Regions from separate parts of the Mus musculus genome. Here all the other regions are linked to region 3. A link is a loop called in an ENCODE intact Hi-C map of the cell type or tissue named here. Cell type or tissue: left cerebral cortex. All regions are shown on one strand. Each heading gives the region's core, and the rest is flanking DNA. Links, peaks and the distances in the headings are about the cores only.

Evidence for each region. A loop is a pair of places that touch in the nucleus more often than their neighbours do. Peaks named below come from ENCODE experiments on the same cell type or tissue, not always from the same donor. Only the 100,000 strongest peaks of a DNase experiment are listed, where the experiment ranks them.
Region 1: a loop joins it to region 3, with 6 times the contacts of the local background. A loop is called at or near these places in 7 of 42 quality-filtered maps.
Region 2: it touches region 3 in a loop (3-fold over the local background); 3 of 42 quality-filtered maps call a loop at or near these places.
Region 4: a loop joins it to region 3, with 4 times the contacts of the local background. A loop is called at or near these places in 4 of 42 quality-filtered maps.

The regions. Positions count from the first base shown.
Region 1 is chr5:43,235,271-43,238,666 of GRCm38, reverse strand. Cpeb2 (cytoplasmic polyadenylation element binding protein 2) reads right to left here. Exons shown (of 12, transcript NM_001368806.1): 2 at 1,079-1,360; 3 at 251-340. Gm7854 (predicted gene 7854) reads left to right here and starts at 3,313. Exons shown (of 8, transcript NR_028417.2): 1 at 3,313-3,396. In left cerebral cortex, for the core only: a CTCF peak has its summit at 1,978; DNase peaks (open chromatin) are centred at 1,244, 1,961 and 2,532; H3K4me3 peaks cover 2,500 bases; H3K27ac peaks cover 2,341 bases.
Region 2 is chr5:42,163,439-42,166,834 of GRCm38, reverse strand. The region is part of intron 1 of Gm16223 (predicted gene 16223); the gene reads right to left. Among named protein-coding and RNA genes, the nearest start is that of Gm16223, 97 kb to the right of the region's middle. In left cerebral cortex, for the core only: no CTCF peak of the experiment used is centred there; a DNase peak (open chromatin) is centred at 1,832.
Region 3 is chr5:41,886,090-41,889,485 of GRCm38, reverse strand. No RefSeq gene overlaps it. Among named protein-coding and RNA genes, the nearest start is that of Mir6414, 3.6 kb to the left of the region's middle. In left cerebral cortex, for the core only: CTCF peaks have their summits at 558 and 1,564 (motif pointing left); DNase peaks (open chromatin) are centred at 515 and 1,553.
Region 4 is chr5:42,172,420-42,175,815 of GRCm38, reverse strand. All of the region lies in intron 1 of Gm16223 (predicted gene 16223), which reads right to left. Among named protein-coding and RNA genes, the nearest start is that of Gm16223, 110 kb to the right of the region's middle. In left cerebral cortex, for the core only: a CTCF peak has its summit at 1,526; DNase peaks (open chromatin) are centred at 584 and 1,521; H3K27ac peaks cover 423 bases.

The sequences.
Region 1 (3,396 bases), core at 554-3,053, 1.3 Mb before region 3:
TGGATATATAACTCATTGTAATAAACACATTTGTTATGATTTCAAAATATGACTACAAATCTTTTAAATTTGAACAGAAACATATTGAAGAGTTTAGATCAAACGATATTGAAAAACTCAAATTGCTTTAATAATCTCCGACATATGCTTAAATGGCATAAGTGAAACGCAAGTGTTCACTCCTACTCATAATGTAAATACTAAACTCCTAGCCGCGATCCTGAGAAACATACACTACTGTGCAGCCTACCTGGTCTATTCTGGATGTTCCGGCTGCAGTGCACCAACTATCTTGGAGTGAATCTGAGCCCCAAGCTGGCAACTGCAAACTAGATCTCACCTTCAATAGCATAGAAGTTTGCATCAGAAATGAGCAGTTCTCTTCCCCATCCCACCCAAGAAAAAGAAAAATAGAAATGAAAAACAATCAAACTATCTTAAATTTTTGTTTCATCCTCTTAACAGTTTTGAGAAAAACTGAATCTCATTGGCAAGAATCACAAAATATTAACAGTTCTGGAAAAATGATTTCCATTAATATTATTAGGCCATCATCAGTTGGAAAAAAAATCACATATACACATATGTCTATATTTATAGTCACTGAACCAGTGAGGTAATTTAAATTAGATTCAGAGTCTTAATATTTTTGTACCACAATCACAGCAGTATTAAGAATAATCTAACATGTACACAGCTGACCACAGAAAAACCTATGCACAACTGCAGTTACAATTTTTTTATCTTGGCTATATAATCGGAAAGACAATTTTTGCTTGTCTATTTAGAAATAGACAACAAGCACTTTTAAGGAACTGCCAGTTAAAGGCTTCAATCTGTATGAGAGAAACATAGTTTTTTAAAATGTTTGGAAGCTTATTTCCATTCATTGTGTATTTACAGAGAAATTCTTTGTTTCCTCTGTGTATTTTACCCTCTAATAATTAAATGATATGCTTAAAAATTAGAACATTAATTTTGTTAATCTTCCTATACGGCTACTGATGCCTCCAACCACCCCACTTCCTATTTTGAAAGATAAACATTAGAAATGAGGATATTTACATACCATTCTTACCTGTAAGGGTAAGAGTGTGTTACTATTGTTGTCTGTCCTGAACACATTATCTTCAATCCAAGATTTTGGAGTCAGTGATGGAGTAGAGCGAGTGAATTTCGGTGGTGCTATAACATTACCCGAGAACGGCTTCTTCAGCGGAGATATCTGATTCATAGTCCCTGGGATCCCCATGTTGCCGCTCCTGCGGTGATCTCTGCCGTGCATTGCTCCCCAGGACATGCTCGCAGTGCCCCAACCGCTGTTCTGATGGTTGCTCCAAGGAGACTGTTTCAGAAGAGGCTGAGGAAAATATATCTATTTAAATTACAGCCCTTAGAGAGCGTATAATTTAAGTTTTAGAACCACGAATTTAATGAGACCATAAAGAAAGAAACGCAAAAGCCAATAGAATATTTCTTAAGGGGCTTCCAAAAAGAAATCTTCCCATCTTGCTATTTGAAATCTTGTTTACTTCGAGTTAGGGAAGTTTTCACCCTCCTATCTACTAAAGCAGTGATGTCTTGTGATAGTTACTAAAAATATACTTTGAAGCTGCAGTTAGCTTTGAAAATCCTTAAAGTAACCAATATTCTACTCGTTAAATTAGTATTAGTTAAATGTTCTTAATGACCTCAGCTATGGGAGCAAATTTTTTAGACCTTAGGCTTTCTAAACAGTTTGGGCTACTCTGGGAAAACAAAACAAAACAAAAAACAGTGGTAACATTAAGAATGAATTGAAGATGCCTTTAAGGGACACGTCAATACAGGGTGAAACAAACAAACAAACAAACAAACAAAACAAAAAACCCAACTTCATTTTCCTGAATTGTTAATTTAACTTTTAAGGTATTTTATTCCAGTTTTCTTTTCTTTTTTTCACTTAATTATCCTTGAACTGCTAAGCAATTATCTGATGCTACCCATAGGTGGATCCACTGAGATACACAATAAACAACCACAGGCTTTGCTTATTTTTAGTAATCTTAAGGCAAGTCTCTGTTAAGTTCATTGACATTCAAAAGCAAATTATATTCAAATATAGAGTCGATGACAAGTTAAGTCATCGAAACATGGAAAATTCACAGTACATTTTTTAAAAGGACCTGGGAATTGCTAGTATTTGTACTGTCGATAAACTAAGGCTAAATTTTTCTGGGAATATTTAGACAGTGGAAATATAGATTATGACTTTCTAAAACCCAATAAATATGGTAATCATAAAGTTAAACGTTTCCTTTAAGAAAATTTTAAAACCTTGATAATGGATGCTACTACAGGGTTTTAAATGCTAATTTAATCATGCAAACACAGCCTCCTCCGTCCTCATAGCTGAAAAGCACAGCCCAGGAGCCAAGGCACAATTACCCAGTGCACTAGGGCCTTATTTTGCCTACTAAATGACTCACAGTTCAAAGTTCCTCTCCAGTGACCTAAAATTCCATATGAAAGCCGTGTGACCTCTTACAGTCCAAGGTAAAACCCATTTCTTTTTGTTTATTGGAGCACACTACAGTTAAATACAAATCACGGCAGTATGTCCTGCTAACGTTCTATTTTGACTGTGGGAATTCAAAATTATTTATCAATTTCAATGGCAAACTTGTAGTTAAAAAGAGAAGAGTCCGACACACAAAAGACAGTTGCTCATATAAGCCATGGGAAATTGTGTATTACTTCAAAAGTTGATATTTCCCCATTCTTGGGGCATAAAAGACAATCCAACAAATCTGTTAACTTTTACTTGGGTTAATTTCGATAGACTGTTAACTGTGACGTTGGTTAATTTAATCAGCATCCATTCTTGAAAACTTTGGTCAACAGAAAAGTTATGAGAAGAACCAGTTAAGGTCAAATTTTGGTTCCATGACAATCCCTCATCTTGACATTGGATTTCGAATGATCACCATAATAAATGCTATCCCCACTAAAGGTCAAGGAAACTCTCAACATCAGCGAACTCAACGGCCACCCAAAATCTGCCTTGGGCGGAGTCCGGGTTGGGGGCAATAACAGAAAACATCCTGAGTCAGAAAGGACACAGAGTAGCCAAGCGCCTGCTTGGTGTCATTTCATGATACCGCATACCCCCTGATTCCGGTACACACCCATGTCGAGACATCTAGGAGGAAACACATTAAAACCTAGATTCAAGGGCGCCTTGGGTCTTCAACCCTTCAAGATGTGACCAAACATTAAAAAGAGCAGAAGTCGAGAGCACTCCAGCCCGCGGCCGCCCGCCGCGCGCAGACTGACAGTTCCTCCCAGCTCTGACAGCCCGCGGGTGCGGCTGCAGGTGCCGCCTCGGCTTCATTAGCCCAGCTCAGGACAAACTCC
Region 2 (3,396 bases), core at 357-2,856, 280 kb before region 3:
TCTAAGCTTCCAAAAGACCTTGGTTTGCTTTCCCTCAGTGACTCATAGTAATGGCTAGGTTATATATATATCTCCCTACCCTTTCTCACTTCCCACCAAACCATTTCAAGCTTAGTTCATCAGAGAACATTCAGAGGAGACCACAGATTCTATTCTTCATTGACCCCACTGGATTCAACACAGCACATGGTGTGATTCATTTACTTACACAAGCACCAGTAAGTCTTCATATAAATCCTGTTGTTAGTCAGGAAAGAAGCTGGTCCCAGAGCACAGAGAAAATGTGAGAGTCTCGTGGACACTACTGGAAAAGGACCAAGTCTCTACAGTGGCATTTTGCCATGGGTCAATGGGAGAATGAGGAGAATGAGAGAAACTTGGTCCACAATTAACTTAGGGGAAGATAGCACATTTCTGTGGACAAAAGTATGCCTCATCCCCTAGGCAGCATAGTCATTCTCTCTCTCTCTCTCTCTCTCTCTCTCTCTCTCTCTCTCTCTCTCTCTCTCTCTCACACACACACACACACACACACACACACACACACACACACACCTATAATAAGCACATTATGCTTGCACTAAAGGAATAGTGGCCAACCAAAAACATATCACTTAGTCCTTGGGTTTTCAGACAAGAGTTTCAGTGTTGGGTCTGGGTCAAGGCTGGATTTAAGTGAGTTGCTTAGGTTTGAAACCATGAGAATAATGAATTCAAATTACTAGAAAATTAATAAAGTTTTATAACATACAGGTGTAGTAGGCTGCACTGTCATTCTAGCACTGAGGAAGCAAATAGCAAGAGCACCAGAAGTTCAAGGTGATCCTTGACTACATATAAGGTTCAAAGCCAGTCTAGGCTACATAATACCATGTCTCACAAACTCAACCAAGCAAACAAAATCAAATACATATGCTTATGTGTATACCCTTATATGTACAACCTGAGCAGGAGCAGCAAAACTCTGTGCATGTAGCCAAGCAATTACAGAGGTGAGAATAACCAGTCTGCCTTGCCTCACAATCAAGAGGAAAAGTAAATTATGGCTCACTGTGCACCAAGTTTCCTTGGGTAAGGATAGGATCCTCATGAAAGAGCAGTAATAGCACTGAAGAAAAAAACAAAAGAGAAACCGCTATGTTGAAGCACAGAGAAGCGTATAGATTTTACCTTTTACACCTTACTTCTAAGATGCCCTCTAATCTCTCACCCACTTATAAACACATCTCAGATAGGTATTCGGCTGAGAGAACACCAGGATAATCACTCCTCTTCTTGACCCAAAGAGGTGGGCGAGCAAACTACTCTCTTTCTTTAACAATCACCATTTGGGGAAAATGGCAGGAATTGGGTAGATTTTGAAAGGAAACTTTAATATGAAGACCCCACTGTGGCTTCTCTGTAGGGAGCCAAGAAGAGGGCTGATAATTTTGAATGTGAGAGAACTCTGCAGTAGGGAAGACAAGAAAACAGTCAGGAAGAAGCTATAAGGATTGAAGAGGAGCTCATTCATTCTGTCCTTGGCCCCCTGAGGATACAGCCTGTCATTTAGCCTTGATATGTGGGGCTACATTGGTGCTCTAGAGAGAATACAGAGGCAACGCCAGAGGAACAGATGCTAACTAGGTCTCAGAACAAGATAGAAACATGATATAAGCCAAATGGGAAGCAGAGACCAGAAACCAGAACAAGGAAGGATGAGACCACCCGAGAGGACAAAGGGAAGTTCTGGGGACTCAATAAGAGACATCCTCCCTTGCAGGTGGATCTGTGCCTCCTCCAGAGGGCTCAGGCAAGGATAAGATGGACAGTGTCCAAGGGAGGCTAATGACCTGCTCATCTGGGTTTCTTTGTTCTCTGAAGGCATGTACATCCACATTAGTATGCTCAGCAGAAGGCCTCTCTTTGTTGTGGCAGGTGCTGCAGGAATGTAGAACAGCTGAGGCTTCATAAAATCCTGAGCCTGCAGAGAGCCCCAGGAGGTCAGAAAGCCCAAGTCCCTGCCCCTCACATCTGGCCCATCAGTGGAATGTGCCACAGCTCAGAAGTATTTTGAAAATCATGTTTATTGTACTTCACCGTCTTATTTGGAGAGGTATGTGCTTTCTTTGGAGAAAAGGAGGGACATGTAACACAAAATTTATTTTCTAATCTTATTACCTAATAGTCATCACTGTAAACACTTCAGTAAGGACATTTCTTTCTTCCTCTTATTCTTCCACCTCATGAACTATGAATCCAGGGAAGAGTGTTTTGGGGTTTGTTTTGTGTGTGTGTGTGTGTGTGTGTGTGTGTGTGTGTGTGTGTGTGTGAGAGAGAGAGAGAGAGAGAGAGAGAGAGAGAGAGAGAGAGAGAGAGAGATCTGTGTATCTGGGCATGCATGGTGTGTTATAATTATATAAAAAAATGGAAGTTGATATCCCAGAATTAACAAAGCTTTGAATAAGGAGATATTAAATAAGTATGATACAACCTAAGTATAACTAACTCCTTCCTCAAACCTGGATAACAGGTTTATGATCCAGCAACCCCTCTTCTGGGTATTTAATAAAGGAAATACAAATCAGTGCCTTAGGGAAGCATCTTTACATCCATGTATATTGCAGTATTGTTTATTAGGCCGCATATAGAAAGAGTCTCAACATTCATCAATGGATAAATGAGTGAAAAAAAAATCTAGCATTGAGCACTCTTCAGTCTGTGACAACATGAAAGAAACTGTAGGATATTGTACTAAGTATATCACTAAACCAGGCTCAGAAAGACAAATTCCTTACAATCACACTTTTATAAGGAAGCTGAACTAGTCAAACACATGGAAGTAGAGGGTTATTTGGTCTTTGCCGGGGCTCTGGAAAAGAGGAAACTGAGAGATGTTGGTAAAACGGCACAAGGATTCAGTTATAAAAGCAAAACAAGATCCAAAGGTCTGACCTATGGTTGAGTGCCTATAGCCAGCTCTGGAGTATTAAAGTTTTTAATTTAACTGAAAGAATAAATATTTTGTAAAGAGTTCTAATACAATGGTATAGTAGTAGTAGTGGCAATACTAGTAATACTAGTAGTAGTAGTAGTAATGTCAACAAATGGAAATGTTGGGAGTCATAGGCATGTCTACGAGCTTGTCTTAGATTTAATTGTCAGTTTTGCACAGCATAGGGTCATCTAAGAAGTTAGCCTTGGGATGCCCCCAAGGTCCCCTAGAGGACTCTTCATGCAATCTTAGGACTACGGGCTAGTGGAACACAACTTCTGTTCCAATCCAATCCCTTGGGACCTGAGACAGCATTAGAGAAGCAGGAAACCCATCCTGACCAGGGTCACAAGTCCCTTCCAGTCAGCGCCAGCACTTGGTCACCTGGGCACAGAGTTGGCAGACACCCCCAAGGTCCCTAG
Region 3 (3,396 bases), core at 390-2,889:
CCTCCAGTCTACCGTGGTGTTATCCGGACATAAGGAGTTATAGAAGATGGCCCCAGGCACATCAATAAACACTCATCCATGACCAGCCTCTCCCTCTCTGACCTTTATTTCTCTTTTTCACTTTGGCATCATTCACAGAGTACCAAAATCAACCCTCTTTTTGTTTGTTTGCTTGTTTGTTTTGCCTTCCAAATCCTGAGTCTCATCTGCAAAATGAAAAGAAAAAAAAAAATAAGCTGTGAATTTCCATAATTTACTTTTGTTTTCTATGACTTGATTACGGCAAGTGATGTATGGGAGCTGAGCGGAATGACAAGGAAGGAACAGGGTGAAGAGGGAAGGACTTCATGCCAACAAGCCAAGCTGCCAGCCTCCATTGTATAATCATTAGCTGACTGCTGGAAGCTCCTGTCCCCTAAAGATTTGGGGGAAGAGAGAGCAACGACTAGAATCTATCAAATGGGGTGCACTTGTGAACAGATTTGAATTAAAGAATTATTGGTCTCTTCCCTGGCTAAGCTGGGGAGTAGAAAGAGTATGTAGGAAAAAATAGAGAAACACTCCCCCCTGCTGCCTGTATGCTGGATAGCAATATAGATAATAAAAAAAAGAGAGGATAGATTCACCTTCTCAGAAAAACATCCTCTAAATGTTTGCAAAGAATACCTTCTGAGCAGATATTTAAATTTGTGTAGAATGTTGTCCCTGTTTAAAAGCTTTTTTTTTTTAAACCTATGAGGGTTGTACAAATAATGATAAGATTTTGTTACAAGGGTTATGCTCTTTGCAGGACATTTTATTATTTATTGCATTATTTGGACAAAAAAAAATGGTCCTCAGTCAAAATGACAAAATCACGGTGAATTAAAACTCTTGTTTCTGCCCAGAACACTTTGGGATGCAAATGTCCCCTACCTACATTTGTTGGTGGTGTTGGTGGAGTTGATGGTGTTGGTAGTGTTATGTTCTTTTTCCTGGTATCCACACTGATGAAAAGCTCTTATCTCTGTGAACTGCAGCATAGCCAAGCTTTGATTTCACTGAACTTTAGAGGCCAATGCTCAGAATTAGAAAAGCTTAATACCACCAAGCTTTCTCTTAAAAAGCCAAAGTAGAAGGAAAAAGTCCTTTTGTTTCTGCTGAAGTGTTCCTGTAAAGGACAGAGGCAAACACTAACAGCACTGACTTTTAGCTCCGTGGATGCCACTGATACGGGTACCTCCCGAAGATGGCAGGTCTGCCAGCCCTTGATGCAACCCAGGTTTGGCTTATTGTATTCCAGAGAGGTAGAAAATTGTCTTCCAACGTAGAGAGTGTGCCAGCAGGCTTGCCAAGGTCAAAGAAAAATTGAATTACCCACAACAAACACTCACCACACAATCGAATTACACTAATCAGAAAAACATTTGATCTTGCAACTGACTTTTCCAGAAAACTTACCTTTGAATCACTCTGAGCCACATGTCAGCATCCTGTTGACCAAGTTCTTCTAATAGCCAGCATCTTAAAATAGCAAGTCGGTTAAGACTTGCCTGTCTACCCACATCCTTTTGGCTCCCCCCAGTGGCCACCTTCAGTCATAGCTGGCAATTTCCACACAGATTTCTTACCATTAAGAACGTAGGGGAATCACCATCCCTGACCTCAAGCTGTACTACAGAGCAATTGTGATTAAAACTGAATGGTATTGGTATAGCGACAGGCAGGTAAATCAATGGAATAGGATTTAAGACCCAGAAATGAACCCACACACCTATGGTCACTTGATCTTTGACAAAGGAGCTAAAACCATCCAGTGGGAAAAAAAGACAGCATTTTCAACAAATGGTGCTGGTTCAACTGGCAGTCAACATGTAGAAGAATGCAAATTGGTCCATTCTTATCTCCCTGTACAAACTTCAAGTCCAAATGGATCAAGGACCTCCACATAAAACCAGATACACTGAATCTAATAGAAGAGAAAGTGGGGGAACGCCTCCAACACATGGGCACAGGGGAAAACTTCCTGAACAGAACACCAATGTCATATGCTCTAAGATCAAGAATCAGCAAATGGGACCTCATAAAATTGCTTCTTATAAAATTGCTTACCTTATAAAATATAAAGCAAAGGACACTGTCAATAGGACAAAAAGGTAACCAACACATTGGGAAAAGATCTTTACAAACCCTACATCTGATAGAAGGCTAATATCCCATATATACAAAGAACTCAAGAAGTTAGACTCCAGAAAATCAAATAACCCTATTTAAAAATGGAGAACAGAGCTAAACAGAGAATTCTCAACTGAGGAAACTCAAATGGCTGAGAAACACTTAAAGAAATGTTCAACATCCTTAGTCATCAGGGAAATGCAAATCAAAACAACCCTGAGATTCCATCTCACTCCAGTCAGAATGGCTAAGATCAAAAACTCAGGTGACAGCAGATGCTGGTGAGGATGTGAAGAAAGAGGAACACTCCTCCATTGCTGGTGGGATTGCAAGCTTGTACAACCACTCTGAAAATCAGTCTGGCAGTTCCTCAGAAAATTGGACATAGTACTACCTGAGGACCCAGCAATACCACTCCTGGGCATATACTCAAAAAAATGCCCCAACATATAGCAAAGACACATGCTCCACTATGTTCATAGCAGCCTATTTATAATGGCCAGACTCTTGAACGAACACAGATGTTCCTCATCAAAGGAACGGATACAGAAAATGTGGTACATTTACACAGTGGAGTACTACTCGGCTATGAAAAACAATGACTTCATGAAAATCGCAGGCAAATGGATGGAACTAGAAACTATCATCCTGAGTGAAGTAACCCAATCCCAAAGAACACACATGGTATGCACTCACTGATAAGTGGATATTACTCCAAATGCTTTTAAATTAGTCTTAATGTTACACAAGATACAATTCACAGAATATGAAGCTCAAAAAGAAGAAAGACCAAAGTTGGATGCTTCAGTGTTTCTTCACAGGAGGAAATATGGAGACAAAATGTGGAGCAGAGACTGAAGGAAAGGCCACCCAGAGACTGTCCCACCTGGGGATTCATCCCATATACAGTTGCCAAACCAGGACACAATTGTGGCTGTCAAGAAGTGCATGCTGACGGGAGCCTGATATGGCTGTCTCCTGAGAGGCTCTGCCAGAGTCTGACAAATGCAGAGATGGATGCTCACAGCCAACCTTTGGACTGAGCTTGGGGTCCCAAAGGAGGAGTTGGAGAAGGGATGAAAGAGCTGAGGTAGTTTGCAGCCCCATGGTGGGCGCAACAGTGTCAAGTGGCCAGCCTCTCCCCTCCCCCAAGCTCCCAGGGACTGGGCAACCAACCAAAGGGTCACATGGAGGATACCACGGCTCTAGCCACATACGTGACAGAGGATGACTTTGTTGGAC
Region 4 (3,396 bases), core at 267-2,766, 290 kb before region 3:
TGATTGTTTTTACTCAGTCTATCCTTCCTTTTTGATCCTGCAATGTACTGAAAAGAAAAAGTTAAAAGGAGAGCCTTCTCAGAAATCAAACAACTAAAATCACAAAATGTTCTTTTCTAAAAATAACACATTCCCCAAACACTTGAGGCAGAGCTGTGTGTTTTCTCCTCAACCCTTAATGAGAGCAAGATGCTACCACCTCCTCTTTCATTTTGCCTGCATCACGTCTGTGTTGCCTGGAGATTTGTGACTGTTGTTTCAAGAAAGATCAAATGACAACAGGAGATGGATAGTCTCCTTGATTAAAAAGTGGCACTCAAATACATCAGTGTCTTCTGCGTCCATGGAGGAGAGAACAATTCAACAGCTGGTGTTTGCAGCAAAGGCATGCATCTAGCAATGCTCTAAGGCTGGCTACCACCATATCCTCAGTCCAGACCCCATCCCCCTATGGGACACATAGCACGCAAGGTTCAATGGTAGCTTCCATAAAGGAGCTAGAATTTGGCACTGATGGACTCTGGAGATGAAAAGCATTGCCATAGCATAGCAGACCATCATACATTCAAATTCCAGCTCAAACATCTACTAGCTGTGTGAGCCCAGAATGTCCCTCAGCCTCTCTGACATCTGTGACAGCATTTGGAGAATACGGGATACACCTAGTGAAACTGCTGAAGTGAAGGAATGAAATAACACAGTATTAATCATCTTGTCACATAGAGCTCATTAACAGCAGCCGATATCATTAGGTACCCAGACCCATGCCTGTTATTGTACCCAACACCTGATGAACAACTACACAGTGTGTGTGTGTGTGTGTGTGTGTGTGCACATGTGTGTGCAGCAGGCTAGGTATTTCTATCCCAGTGTTCTTATGAATCTCCTGATAGCTTGTTAGCTGGGTATAATGTTTACATTGTAGCTGGAGAAGCTCAGTTTCTGAGAAGCTGCAGTCTGTGGCAAAGTGGACTGATTTCTTTTTGCATGTTTTCATGCCTCTGTTTTGTATTCTCATAGGGCTAAGAGTTGATAAGGACCTTGGTCCCATCAAATTCATACAAGTCCTGGAAGAATTTGTGACACAGGGGCAGACTAGCCATAAGGATTCTCATTAATGCTATGACTTTAAGCTTGAACTCTGCATCTCAGATTTTCCCACTCCAAGAAATAGAAAAGAACAGATCAAAACTCCTCTCTTGTCACTGTGCCAAACCAGGAGAGAACTGACTTCAACTGCCTCTCATCCCTCATTCCTGTAGATATCTGCTTGACAAATAGGAAAAACGCCATTCTCTGGCCCTTTAAAGATGAACTCTTTAAAGATGAACTATTCTCCTTGCAAGAAAAAAATCAGAGCCTTTCTTTTTTTCTTTCCCATTAAATATTCCCATATATCTTGCATGTAGTTTTTTTTTTTCTGTATATATCTGTCATTTAATCCTTAATTTCACAGATTGCTTCTGTCTTTGCAGAGTAGATGCAGACGGTGGTAAAAGGCCTTGAGCTCCCTCAAGAGGCTATAATGTTATCCACACGTAGTACCATTGCCTTATTGCTGAATAGATAAAGGTATTGGCACCAGGGGCAATGTCTCATTATGCATAAAAAGTCAAGACCTCTAAAGGATGACATTCCAGACACCATATCCTTCTCTGGAAATGAACAACACATTTCCTATTGCTGGATTGCTGGTTTCTGATTTGCTCGATAGCTGGATATTCTGATGACAATAGTTGGACTTGCCCCCAAGGAACCCAATGACCCTAATCATCAGAAAGTATACTATAGAGTTCTATAACCACTTCCCACTCTAGTCTTCTTTCCTACCTAGTGATTGGGGTGGGGTGTTGGAAGTAATTAAGGTGGAATAAGGTTTGGAAGAGTGGTAATGGTATAAGAGCCCAAGAAAATAATCAAACAATAATACAAACACATAAGAAACATGAAAATCTAGACATCTACCTGGCAATAAGAAGACAAACATTCTTCTCATTTCTTCCAATGAGAAGTCGATGACATGACCACTGGAGGAGAATGGAGTTAATAAGCCACTATGAACTGCTACCAAGACCTGTAAGACCAAAGTAAAACACAACAAGTGAGAGGCACTTAGCAGGCAGCCTACCAACTGCAGAGAACTGCAGGATGACAGGAGTCATCTACCACAGACAAAGAAGACACCAGCCACAGCGTAAAGTATCTTGGTAACTAAGACTCACTGCCTGAATGTCCTGCCCTTGGGCCCAGGTTCTGCATGCGAAGTATTGCATTGTGGCAAATATAATTTGGAGTAATATTCAATTAACTAACATATAGTATGGCCGTCTATGGAGAATAAAACTATGAGATACTTCCATTATTTGTCATAAAATACAGTGGATTTGTCTCTCAGAGAGATACTTTCAGTTCTTAAACTCCATTACTAATGGGACCATATTTAAAAAAGGAGTAATTCTAGATGTCATTCCTTCTTGTAAGAAGGGAAAAAGTTGTTTATAAATGCATGCATAAAGACATATGGGAGAACATTGTGTGGCATTGAAGACAGATGTTAGAGTGACACATCTGCAAGATGTACTAAGGTTGGTAGGCAACCATCAGAAAATAGAAAAGGAACATAGAGAGATATCTCTCTGGTGCTTGGAAAGAGATCATAGTCCTGCTAATAACTAGCCCCCATATCTGGAAGAGGGTAAATTTTACAATTAAAATTACCTCCCATGTGGATAGGTATTATGGCAGACTTAGCAAGCTGGTAGATTAACATATTTCTTCCCCGAGTGGCCATATGAAAGTCTATAAACAACTACAAAGAAGGTCTCATTCCGAGTTCCTTTCAAGAAAGGCAGATTAGCACCAGTTGTCATGTGTGCTGTTCTCAGTTCCCTGGCTGAAGATCATGAAAGGATTTTCAGACTCAGAGACTGAGAACATAATCTGGAGGCATCAGTAGCAGGCCAACAGGAATCATAGCTTTTATGTTCTTGAAAACATGAGAGAAAAGAAGGCAGAGATTACCAGTACAATATAAGTCCTTCAATATGAGAAAGAGAATAGCAGATATGGTTTTCCAAAATAGCACTGTAAAATATGTGTTTATTTTATTATTACCAGCAGGCTTCCTTCTCAACAGTATCTTTTATTTCACACATTGGACACTCTGGTTGCAGAAACAGCTTCTCTTTTGCATAAAAAAAATAAGTGATCATGATGGTCTTTTAGTCTCATCTGAGTCCCAGAGTAGGAAAATCATCTATCAGAAGTGGCAAAGACTCCACATCCACTTTCCCCCAGAAAAAAAATTTGTTTTCCTTAGTGTTCTGCCTTCATAGTACCCTGCTTCACCACAAAGGGAGATTTACAACAGAGGGACAGCCTCTCTTTGATTCTTAT